Linked DNA regions of Homo sapiens: region 2 is linked to region 1. The links are chromatin contacts, found by Hi-C or POLR2A ChIA-PET in ENCODE. All regions are on one chromosome and are shown on one strand. Each heading gives the region's core, a stretch centred on a gene start or an enhancer-like site at or near the end of the contact. The rest is flanking DNA. Distances are from core to core; before and after follow the strand shown.

Region 1 (5,423 bases), core at 2,184-4,683:
CTCATTTGGGTCATCTGCAACAGGGGTGGCTTCCTCGGTAGGCTCCACCTGCAGGAGAGAGTGAGTCTGGGGCATTCAACATTACCTCTACTCCCTCAGCTGTGGAGGGGGTACCAGCCCTGCCTCACAGTTCTGGTGCCCATCTCACAGTGTTCCAAGAGATCTCCCTCCCTGCTGGGGGGGCCACTGGCTGAGTCCTAGATATGTCACTCGAGGTGGAAGACCCAGACAGAGCACTTAACTTCCCTGAACCTTATTTCCTCATCTGTAAAGAGGAAAAGAGCAGCATCTTCCCATAAGGTGGTTAGGATTCAAGGAGATCATCTGCAGGAGGTCCTCAGCTCAGCACAGGGTTCAGTGCCCAAAACGTGGAAGTTGCCATCGGTGTGATCATCCCACTCAACAACCGATTTGGACCTGGAAGCCTACTGGTACCTCCACTCCCAATCCCACCACCACACCCCTAGCCCTGACGAGAGGGGTTCACCGGTGTTTCATCTAGATAAGTCCCCAAGCCAAGCAAACTGCACAGCCTCACATATAGGAGACAGCCTTGTTGCACTTAGGTGTCTGCACTACTGGCCTGGTAGGTGACTCAGAACCCACTCATCTCATCTCAGGGATACTCTAATGATCTCTGGCATCCAGGTGTTGAGGTTGGTAGGAGGAGGGCCTGGAGAGGCCCAGGCCACTGCCTGGCCGGGTCCTTACCGCAGCTGTGAGCTCTGACAGGTCCACGTCGTCATACAGCTCCTCCTGGCGGTCCTGGCTAGGCAGGCCATCGATGTAAGTGTTGGGCTCTGAGAACTTTCTCTGCATCAGTCTGGAAACAGGGCGAGGTGGCACACATGAAGCAGCCGGGGCAGGGTGGTGAAAGCACCAGACTCCAAGGATTCCCAGTGAGGAGTGGTTGCCGTGAAAGTGGTGGCCACACAAGAGATCTGGGGGCTGACACTCACCTCCATGGATCTGAGGGCACCTCCTCCCTCTTTTCCCAGTGCCTTCTTCCTGAAATTCTTGGTTCGAGATTTTCCTCCCAGAAAGACAAGCTTCCCTTGCCCATACGCCTCGTCCTAGGATCCCTTTGCCATCTTCTCCCCCATTCCTCCCTTCTAGGATCTCCTTCCAGCAACCACAACAAAAAACCCCTTCTCATTTCATCTTCACAATACACTTGGGGTGGCGCAGGCCAGACACTATCCCCGTTTGGTCCATGAGAAAACTGATTCTGTTTCAGTGGCTCAGCCGGCTTCCACGAGACTGGCTCTACCACCCTGACCAGAGAACGCCCTCTCCCTCAGCCCTAGTTTGCTCATCTGGAAACAGAAGCACCACCCCCTGACCTGCTTTTCTCCAGGGTGTGCTGGAGACCCAGTGAGGGATTCACCAGAAGGACAAGTAGGAGGTCAGGAAAGGTGACAGCTCTGCCTGGAGGAGCTGGAGAGTCTAACTGCCTCTGAGGATGCCAAAGCTGCCCCCGGGGCCCGAAGCCTGGCTCGGCTCCTTGCTCTTAGCTCAGCTCCTGGCTCTTGGCCGGGCCTCCCTGAGGGCTACTCCTTGGCTTCACATTTTCCTGCTGCTGGGCAGAGTGGGGTGGGACCCTGTGCTCCCTGCTGCCCCTGACTCTGGCTGACCCAGGGCCTACAGCATGGCCAGGAATAAGAGAGTGTACGGAGGAAGGGTCCAAATTACTCACAAGAGAGAGTTTTTGGCCGCACTCACAATACAGGAGACCCTATCGGCATCCACATAGTCGTAGGTGAACTCTTCTGGGTCTGTCTTGGAGCCTGACTCAGAGAGCAGGAGACCCAGCCAGTGGCCCATTTCCTCGGAAGACTTGGCCTGGAACGAGGCCAAGAGAGACATAAGCAGGGCCAGGCAGTGCTGCCTGGTGCCAGCCCCTCCCCACCAGGCCATGACCGTACCCCTACCCCTGAGCCTGCCCACGAAAGCCTCTGTAACAGCCCGGGGCTGTGCTTCTCCTGTTCACCAGCCTATCCCACCCCCCAGTGGCCCCAGATAATATTTCCTGTCGTCAGTGACATCTTGATGCCACCTCAATAATGCTGTGGACTTTTGTCCCAAGGGCCATATGAGATGTATATACATTGTGTTTCTAGGAGGTGAAAACTTATCACCAGGTGGTCACTATTAAAAACTGTTAGTGACCACCTGTTAATTAATAGTTTTTAAAATGATTAAAAAATTGTATGTCTTTTAAGTTGACACTTGTATTTTATGAACAATGCATGTCATTCCCCCAATCCCATATACAACAAGACTTCCTGGATCCCCAAGAAATAACAACATTCAAATTTATTTTGTTCATGGCTTCAGTAAAGTCGGGACATCTTTTAAATACCTTACACTAGCTCAGCTGCTAAATCATCATCAAAATCCCAGTGAATTTGGTATTTTTTTTTCCAGGGGACAATGCATTCTAATCAAATGCATCCATTGGGTACCTCAATTAAAATGTCCACACTGTTTCTTACCTTTATAATGAGAAAAAACTGCCCATTTAATCAAAGCTATAGGTTTATTTTGATGAGGAAAATCAGCCCCCTTTGGTATAACCCATAGCTCCATCACGTTTGCTGCTACATTCTCTTCATCAAAGAGGCCGTGATGAGCAGAATTTGACATTTAGTTGGTTTCCTTTTCCCAGTTTTTTTTTATTTTAAAGACAGAATCTTGTTCTGTCGCCCAGGCTGGAGTGCAGCGGTGGGATCTTGGCTCACTGTAGCCTCTGCCTCCCGGCTTCAAGCAATTCTCCTGTGTCAGCCTCCCAAGTAGCTGGGACTACAGGCGCCCACCACCACACCCAGCTAATTTTTGTATTTTAGTAGAGACAGGGTTTCACCATGTTGGCCAGGCTGGTTTCAAACTCCTGACCTCGGGTGATCCACCTGCCTCAGCCTCCCAAAGTGCTGGGGTTACAGGCGTGGGCCATCATGCCCGGCCCCCACTTAGTTTCAACTGGATTCTAAATACAGCTTTTCATGGGCCTCCCCTAGTCCAGGCTGCGTCTCTGCCCTGGACAGCTGCGACAGCTTCCTAGCAGGTCCCTTCTTGCCCCCTCCGATCCACTCCCACCCCAGTAGCTGGAGGAAGCATCTCAAAACCCCGATCTGAGCTTGCCGCCCTCCCCTGAAAGCCATCAGGGCTCCGTTGCTCCTAGGATCAAGCCCTGTCCCTCCCGCTCCAGCCTGTCACCCAGACCCCAGTACAAGTCTATAGCACCCTCCCCACTTCTTTCCAGCCATTGTAGCCCAGCGATTGGCTGGGTAATTTGCTGAATAACATCACACTCCCAAACTAGGATGTAAGTGCCACAAGGACGGAGTCCATATTGCTCTTGTCCACCATATTCCTGTGCTGAGAAGATGTCTGTTGATGGGGAACCTCTGAATGGATGAATATAAGCTACAAGCTGGACCCTGGGAAGCAATTGCGATGTGGGTCTTTCAGCCACCAGAGGGCAGGATTGGAGCAAAGTTTGGATGAGGACCTCCACATCAAAGACTAAGTGAACGGACATTCACGGGCAAGTGTGTGCTTCCATGCGTGGAAGGGACTCGGTCTCCGCCTGCCGCAGCTTGCAAAGCGTTATGTCACTTCTTATTTTTGTAAACGTAACATCACATCAAAGGGAGGATGGGGAGCGAGAGGAATGTAATTGTATCACAAAGCGAATTTTTTCCCCCAGATAAGCTCTAACAGTGTGGTTTTTACGTACTGGGCCTAGAGGCTCTCCCAGCTGGTGATACCCAAACAAAACAACACCCACTTTGAATCCCCAGCAGCTTTTCCAGTAGCTCAGAGAACTAAAAATACTCCTTCTGCCCTAAGTGCAGGAAGTAGCGCATGGTTCCACTCTTATAACGCAACTACTCTGAGGTCAGAAAAGGAATGGAAATTTTTAAAAATGCAAACAATCTCAGGCAAACGAAGTAAAAATAACACGCGGGGACATTGATTCTCCCTTAGTAGCATTACAGTCCTGGAGACTGGCAGCAAACAGCCACCACCGCCACACCCTGGCTGGCCCTGCTCCCCCTGCAGGCCGGCGGTACCTCAAGCTTGGCCAGCTCCTCGCCCTTGTGGAGGATGCGGAAGGAGTAGAGGTGGTCGGGGCTGGGGTCTGGGACCACCTCGCAGCCCACCAGGCTGAGGGGTTGCTGGGCCACCTTGCTCCGGTTCCGGTCCTGGTAGAAGTGCAGGTGATTGTCCCTGACAGAGCACCAGCGAGACTTCCACTGGCTGTTCACCAGCACGTTCAGGTAACCTGCAGGAGGAAGTGCAGATGCAGGAGGGGACAGGGCTGCAGGAGGGGACGCAGATGCAGGAGGGGGCGGGGCTTCGGGAGGGCACACAGATGCAGGAGGGGGCGGGGCTGCGGGAGGGGAAGCGGATGCGGATGCAAGAGGGGACTGGGCTCCAGGAGGGGACGCAGATGCAGGAGGGGACCGGGCTGCAGGAGGGGACGCAGATGCAGGAGGGGACTGGGCTGCAGGAGGGGACTGGGCTGCAGGAGGGGACGCAGATGAAGGAGGGGGCGGGGCTGCGGGAGGGCATGCAGATAAAGGAGGGGGCGGGGCTGCGGGAGGAGACGTGGATGTGGGAGGGCACGCGGATGCAGGAGGGGATGCGGACGCAGGAGGGGACGGAGCTGCAGGAGGGGTCGCGGATGCAGGAGGGGACTGGGCTGCAGGAGGGAGCGGGGCTGCAGGAGAGAGCGGGGCTGCAGGAGGGGACGGCGCTGCAGAAGGAGATGCAGATGCAGGAGGGGACGCAGATGCAGGAGGGGACGCAGGTGCAGGAGGGGACGCAGATGCAGGAGGGGACGGGGCTGCAGGAGGAGATGCAGGAGGGGGTGCAGGTACAGGAGGGGTTGGGGCTGCAGGAGGGGACACAGATGCAGGAGGGGGCGCAGATGCAGGAGGCGACGGGGCTGCAGAAGGAGATGCAGATGCAGGAGGGGATGCAGATGCAGGAGGAGATGCAGATGCAGGAGGGGATGCAGGTGCAGGAGGGGACGGGGCTGCAGGAGGGAGCGGGGCTGGAGGGGACGGGGCTACAGGAGGAGATGCAGATGCAGGAGGGGGTGCACGTACAGGACTGGTCGGGGCTGCAGGAGGGGACGCAGATGCAGGAGGCGTCGGGGCTGCAGGAGGGGAGGCAGATCCAGGAGGGGACGCGGGTGCAGGAGGGGACGCGGGTGCAGGAGGGGGCGCAGGGGCAGGAGGGGACGCGGGTGCAGGAGGGGACACAGGTGCAGGAGGGGACGGGGCTGCAGGAGGAGATGCAGATGCAGGGGGGGTGCAGGTACAGGAGGGGTCGGGGCTGCAGGAGGGGACGCAGATGCAGGAGGGGACGCAGATGCAGGAGGGGACACAGATGCAGAAGGGGGCGCAGATGCA
Region 2 (6,190 bases), core at 2,507-5,006, 240 kb after region 1:
AGTCCCTGGTAGTCCTTTTCACAGTACGGAGCACCATCCCTGCAAGACAAAAACGTGTTCGGCTCCTGAGGAGGTGGCCAGGGGCTGGAGAAGACACCAAAACCACATTTCTCCAAGGCCTTTCCACAGAAGGGCAGGACATATTTCTCCCCTGCCCAGTGTTCACATGCCTGGCAATCCAGTCAGACCTGGCCAGACAGGATCAAAACCACAAACAAAACGATCCAGAGAGCACTCTGCGGCTCTCGGTGCCACACAGGCGAAACAGCCATGTCGCCATATGGTCACCCTTGCCGATTTTTTACTGTCTCAGAGCTAACTAGCAGAAAGCCTGGCAGCATTCTCTCTCCACAGGCCCCCTGGGCACGTAGGAGTACTGAGCCCACTGAGCCCACATAACAATAATTAATAAACCAGAGAAAGAATGGTGTTAATGAACCTGAAGAAGATACTGGCAAATCAATAGGCAATATCACACCTGAAGGCAAAACACTAGCGACAATTTCATTAAAACCACAATAAAGGCAAAGCTATAAAATATTGTTAATGTATATAATACATATAGTTATTAATATGACACTGAGGCCCGGCACGGTGGCTCATGCCTGTAGTCCCAGCACTTTGGGAGGCTGAGGTGGGTGGATCAACTGAGGTCAGGAGTTTGAGACCAGTCTGGCCAACATGGGGAAGCCCTGTTTCTACTTTAAAAAAAATACAAAAATTAGCCAGGTGTGGTGAGGTGTAGCTGTAAGTCCCAGCTACCCAGAAGGCTGAGGCAGGAGAATTGCTTGAACCCAGGAGGTGGAGGTTTCAGTGAGCCAAGATCGCACCATTGCATTCCAGCCTGGGTGACAGCACAAGACCCCATCTCAAAAAAAAAAAACAAAAAAAAAAAACAAGAACACTGAGCCCGTCAGATGTGGGCTCAGCATTCATTCCCCTACAAGGGGCCCACATGCCAGAGTACAGCCTCTGAACAGCCTGCAGACACCACCTCCTCAGCTCTCAGGAGGCCTCCGGAGCCCAGGGCCGCCTCCTTCAGCTCAGTCAACCTCCTTGGAGCACAGGAAAAATATTATATCCTGTGTGTGATTGCATGGAAAAGCTATAGAGTGCCACCCTAGACTGCCAAGTTACCCACCCCCGCATAGCTTGCAATGTTCCGTTAGAAGCCAGGCACCTGTCTTATTTTGTCCATAATGGTCACCTGAAGAGCTTCTTGCCTTTTCTTTTCTTTCTTTTTTTTTTTTTTTGAGACAGAGTCTTGCTCTGTCTCCAGGCTGGAGTACAGTGGTGCGATCTGGGCTCACTGCAACCTCCGCCTCCCAGGTTCAAGCAATTCTCCTGTCTCAGCCTCCCAAGTAGCTGGGGTTGCAGGTGCCCACCACCATGCCCGGCTCAGTTTTTGTATTTTTAGTACAGATGAGGTTTCACCATATTGGCCAGGCTGGTCTCGAACTCTCAACCTCAGGTGATCCGACTGCCTCGGCCTCCCAAAGTACTGGGATTACAGGCATGAGCCACCGCACCCAGCCTTCTTGCCCTTTCAGTGCAGGTGTTTCAGCCTTACCCTGGGCCTGTAGAATTAGATTTCTAGTGGGTGGGGCCCAAGCAACCTTTTGTTTGCTTGTTTGTTTCACTATATTTTTAAACTACATTCATTAATATTTTCGAATAGGTGATTTCATGTGGTTGGGGAAATGCATGAATTAATGAATGAATTTATTTGTTTATTTTTTGAGACAAGGTCTTACTCAGTTGCCCTGGCTGGAGTGCAGTGGTGCGATAATAGTTCACTGCAGCCTTGATCTCCTGGGCTCAAGTGATCCTCCCACCTCAGACTCACAAGTAGCTGGGACTACAGGCATGTGCCACCATGCCTGGCTTGCTTGCTTATTTATTTATTTATATTAGTAGAGATGAGGTCTTGCTATGTTGCTCAGGCTGGTCTCGAACTCCTGAACTCAAGTGATCCTCCCACCTTGGCCTCCCAAGTGTTGAGATTACAGGTGTGAGCCACCACGCCCAGCAGGAAAATTTTTTTTAAGGCATGAAAAGGTATACGGTGGAAAATTTCCCCTCATTGCCAGGCTACATTTAAAAAAAAAAAAGCCTCACTTCCTTAACTGTAGCTATTATCCACTATTATTGAACATGAGCCCATTTCCTGGCAGGCTGTTTTGTGCAGTCCTAAAAGGCCCACAACCTAGGCTTTGTGTGTTTTTGGGGAGCGTCTATGAATGTACTCCAGCCCTGGAAGGAGAACAAAGGCTTACTAGTTCCTCATAGGAGAATGAACAGCAACAGGGAAATTATTAAATGCTTAATTGGTAATGACATACAGTGTAACAGTGTCAGCTTCATTAATTGTTAAATTAGGCAATGATTAACATATCATTAGGTTTATAGTAGCCAAGGCAAAAGAATACAATTCTTTTCAAAAGTTTTATAGCAACAAGTTCATTATGATGGCAGGATGTGAACAATTTCAGCACCATTGATGGGGTGGGGCCCCTGAGACCAGGACCTGCAGAAGAACCACAACGCCCGGTGCCCACTGAAAGGAACGCGTGCCCGCGCCCAGCCTTACTTGCTGATGTACTCCCCGGTGAGGACCTTCCCGCAGGACTTGCATTTAAAGCACCCCAAGTGCCACTGCTTATCCAGCGCCAGCAGCGCCTGCCCATTCTTGATATCTCTTCCGCAGCCGGCACAATCTGAAAAAGAGCAGCCGCCAGTGGTTACTACACATTTCCTTTGCTAAATCCAAGCAGGCAGCCCAATTTCAACCCCACTGTGTGCCCATCACACACTCAATCAATATTTACTCAAGCACCATCTCGGGTCAGTTTCTTTCCCTGCACAAAATCTTTCTTGGTGAAGGCTCACAGGCTGCGTCCTCGGAAGGACACAGAACGGAAGCTTCATGAACCTCCGTGGATCTACGGGGACGGATGTCCTTCACCCATCTGCTTACTTGGGGGTTTTTTAATGTATCCTCTGAGCTACAGATCGCCCAGAGAATATTTAATTATAGTGTCTTGGCTGTGATTTTAAGAAAGTGCGCATAGGCATTTATTAATTGAGGGCACTGTGAACAACTCAGCACTTTATGCTGATGCCTCGCCTAACACTATATACGTGATTACTCCTGGAGGCTGCCCGTAAATCTCATTTTTGTAAATGGGACCCTACTTCCTTATCAATCCAAACCAGCCTTTCAAAGATTTGTGATCATCAATTAAGTGGCTCTTAATTCCTTAGCTCTCAATTCTCCTTGGCAGGCTCCTGGAAGGACAATAAAGGAGAAATTATTTCTTCATGGTAAAGAGTGTGGGCCTGGAATAAGACATCCCAGTGAGGAACCCCAGCTAACTCCTCGTTGGCTAGCTATGTGATCAAAGCAAGTTACACCCTTTTGAAGCCTGGGTTTCTTCTTAGGGAAGTGGGAATGTTATCAGCACCTGGTCTCAGCCCTCTGATGAGGATTCAGTGCATTTAATAGATTTAGCAGTAGATGGCACATTGGAAGTGACTAGAAACATTTGCTGTTATTACAATTGCCATAATTAATCTGATTATCGACTGCTTCATTCTGTTAGGGAAGTTGGGTATTAAAAAGAAACCAGAAGACTGTAAATTGGTGCAACCTTTCTGGAAAGCAACTTCAACAACTACAGACATTCCACATCAATGTACCTGAGAGAATGAAAGCAAGCACGTGTCAAGTTGGCCACGTGTTCCAAGCTGATCAGACAGAACACACACAGAATAAAGCCATGTCCTGGCAAGTCCACTTAGTGGCCAGGTTTGGACCAAGACAGAGTCCACTTGGTACACAAAGTGATGAAACAACCCCCTCTTCTGACCACATCCGTGACTGCCACTGCTTTTTCCTAATGACGCTTCTAGCCCAACTTTAATTCTCTGACCATCCAGAAAACCTTGAGACCCAATCGCTGACCTGGTCCTGCTTCTTGACAACACTTAACCTAGAACTGCTTCTAATCCTTTGAATCCTCTTTAAAATTACCTAGCACGTGGGCTGGGTGCGGTGGCACACACCTGTAATCCCAGAACTTTGGGAGGCCGAGGCGGATGGATCACCTGAGGTCATGAGTTCAAGACCAGCCTGACTAATGTGGTGAAACCCTGTCTCTACAAAATACAAAAAATTAGCCGGGCATGGTGGTGCACGCCTGTAATCCCAGCTACTCAGGAGGCTGAGGCAGGAGAATTGCTTGAACCTGGGAGGCAGAGGTGCAGTGAGCTGAGATCATGCCATTGCACTCCAGCCTGGGCAACAAGAACGAAGCTCCGTCTCAATAAATAAAGTAATTAAATAAATAAATAAAATTACCCAGCATAAGCCCAAATGCTGTGAAAACTCCTCCAAACTGCACCCAGAGTGGGCTCACAGTTCCTCTGGCTTCCCTCTTGCTGCAGCTAGTTTAACCCGTTCTTTTTCTTTTTTTTTAATGACAGGTGTATTTCTGGCGATCTTGGACAGTGGGTGTTCACATAACCTTGAGATCCAGTAATTATTTTATGTCTAAGATTTTATTCTACAAATATATTTGCAAAAGCACATATGTGCATGCATATGTTCCCTACAGCATTTCTCTAATAACAAAAACTGGAAATAGGCTATATGGACCATCAGTGAAGGGCCAGTTAAATAAATTATAGTATAGTTGATAATGGAATACTATGGGCTGTTCAAAAGAACGAGGCAGATTTGTGCTCTGGCATGGAAAGATGTTCAAAATAGATCAAGTAAAAAAAGCAGGCCATAGAACAGTAAGCATAGCATAAGCTCATTCATAAAAAAGTAGTAAAGAAAATGGTGTGTGTGTCCTAGTCCCAGAATAGAACATTTCTGGGGGAAAACATTAAAAATTCTTAAGAAACTTCCCTCTCTGGAGGAGGACTTTACTGTTTAACTTCACATCCTCTGTGTTGTTTGAATTTTTAAACCATGATAATGTAAAAAATTTGACTATTTATAAAATTTAAAAATATAAGTTCTGAATATTGCAAATTAGAATTTCTTAATGTATGGCCCATTATCTAGTACACATATGAGTGTGTATTAGATGGTCATATGCATATGAGTGTATATTAGATGGTCATAAAAGATTAAGCATTTTTTTAAAAGCTGGGGTTTATATGAATTCCAACATCTGACCAAAATTTTTATAAAAGGAATCTCACATCTGGTAGTTTACTATAAAGATAAAAATGGAAGGCCACGATATTAGTTTAAAAATATAATTTTTAAAGTTTAGGAGCACAGTATGGATGTAAGAAAACTGATAGTTTTTTTTAAAAAAAAGACTACTTTTAGAGCAGGTGTAGGTTCACAGCAAAATTGAGCAGAAGGTACGGAGATTTCTGATACAACCCCAGTCCCTCCCCGTGCACAGCCTCCCCCATTAGCAACATCCCCCACCAGAGTGGAACCATTGTTATAATTGATGAACTGACACTGACACATCATGATAGCCCAGAGTCCACAGCTTACATTAGGGTTCAGTCTTGATGTTGGACATTCTGAGTTTGGACAAAGGTAGTAATGACATGTACCCGCTCTTATAGTATCATACAGAGTAGTGTCACTACCCTAAAAACTCTCTGTACCCCATCTATTCATCCCTCCCTCCTCCTAACTCCTGGAAACCACTGATCTTTTCACTGTCTACATAGTTTTGCCTTTTCCAGGATGAAATGGACAATTTTTTAATCCAAGTCTAACTGAAATTTTTCTTTATTCTTCTAATTACATAATTCCCACTAGGTGGCAGCAAAGATTTTAATAATAAGGAAGATGCTGTTCAATAGAATTTTTAAAAGAGAAAATCAACTTTCAGAGATGGCTTTTCATTTCTACAAATGACAATGGATGGGCTCAGGGAGGTTGACAGAGCTGTTTGCAGTCTCTCTGCTGCACCAAAAGTGAGGTCCAGGGAGGTGGATGGTGTGGGGAAGGTAGGAGCAGCATGGGCATTGGTGTCAGGAAGACTCGGGCAAGTTACTCTCTCCGAACCCTCATTTCTTCATCTGTAAAATGCGGACAACAGCCATTGCCTAGGCTGCTATCAGGAAGAAAAGAGATCATGCACTGTAAAGTGTTTTGCATAATACAATGCTTGGTACATGTGAGCCACTCAATAGACTCCCTTTTTCCTCG

Evidence for each region. Hi-C counts contacts between places; a loop is a spot of excess contacts on that map. ChIA-PET counts read pairs that join two places held with the same protein, here RNA polymerase II (POLR2A). Pooled maps may share reads with other maps.
Region 2: a map of sigmoid colon shows a loop between it and region 1 (4-fold over the local background). The contact joins two enhancer-like sites. A Hi-C loop is called at or near these places in 57 of 168 maps with a recorded cell type or tissue (A673, CD4-positive, alpha-beta T cell, CD4-positive, alpha-beta memory T cell and 39 more), 37 of 37 single-sample maps with no recorded cell type and 47 of 50 pooled maps. POLR2A ChIA-PET finds 5 or more read pairs at or near these places in 5 of 52 experiments (CD4-positive, alpha-beta T cell, OCI-LY7, activated naive CD4-positive, alpha-beta T cell and 1 more).

The regions. Positions count from the first base shown.
Region 1 is chr10:114,300,643-114,306,065 of GRCh38, forward strand. AFAP1L2 (actin filament associated protein 1 like 2) reads right to left here. Exons shown (of 19, transcript NM_001001936.3): 11 at 4,077-4,288; 12 at 1,697-1,842; 13 at 712-823; 14 at 1-48. Among named protein-coding and RNA genes, the nearest start is that of VWA2, 64 kb to the left of the region's middle. RefSeq lists a silencer at 4,327-4,376. Within about 2 kb of position 3,434, at least 18 of the 41 ENCODE cell types and tissues checked have a DNase peak (open chromatin) inside an H3K27ac peak, as active enhancers do; they include heart right ventricle, sigmoid colon and thyroid gland, where a contact is called at or near this core.
Region 2 is chr10:114,545,060-114,551,249 of GRCh38, forward strand. It overlaps ABLIM1 (actin binding LIM protein 1), which reads right to left. Exons shown (of 23, transcript NM_002313.7): 5 at 2,591-2,717; 6 at 1-39. Among named protein-coding and RNA genes, the nearest start is that of ABLIM1, 110 kb to the right of the region's middle. Within about 2 kb of position 3,757, at least 6 of the 41 ENCODE cell types and tissues checked have a DNase peak (open chromatin) inside an H3K27ac peak, as active enhancers do; they include heart right ventricle, sigmoid colon and thyroid gland, where a contact is called at or near this core.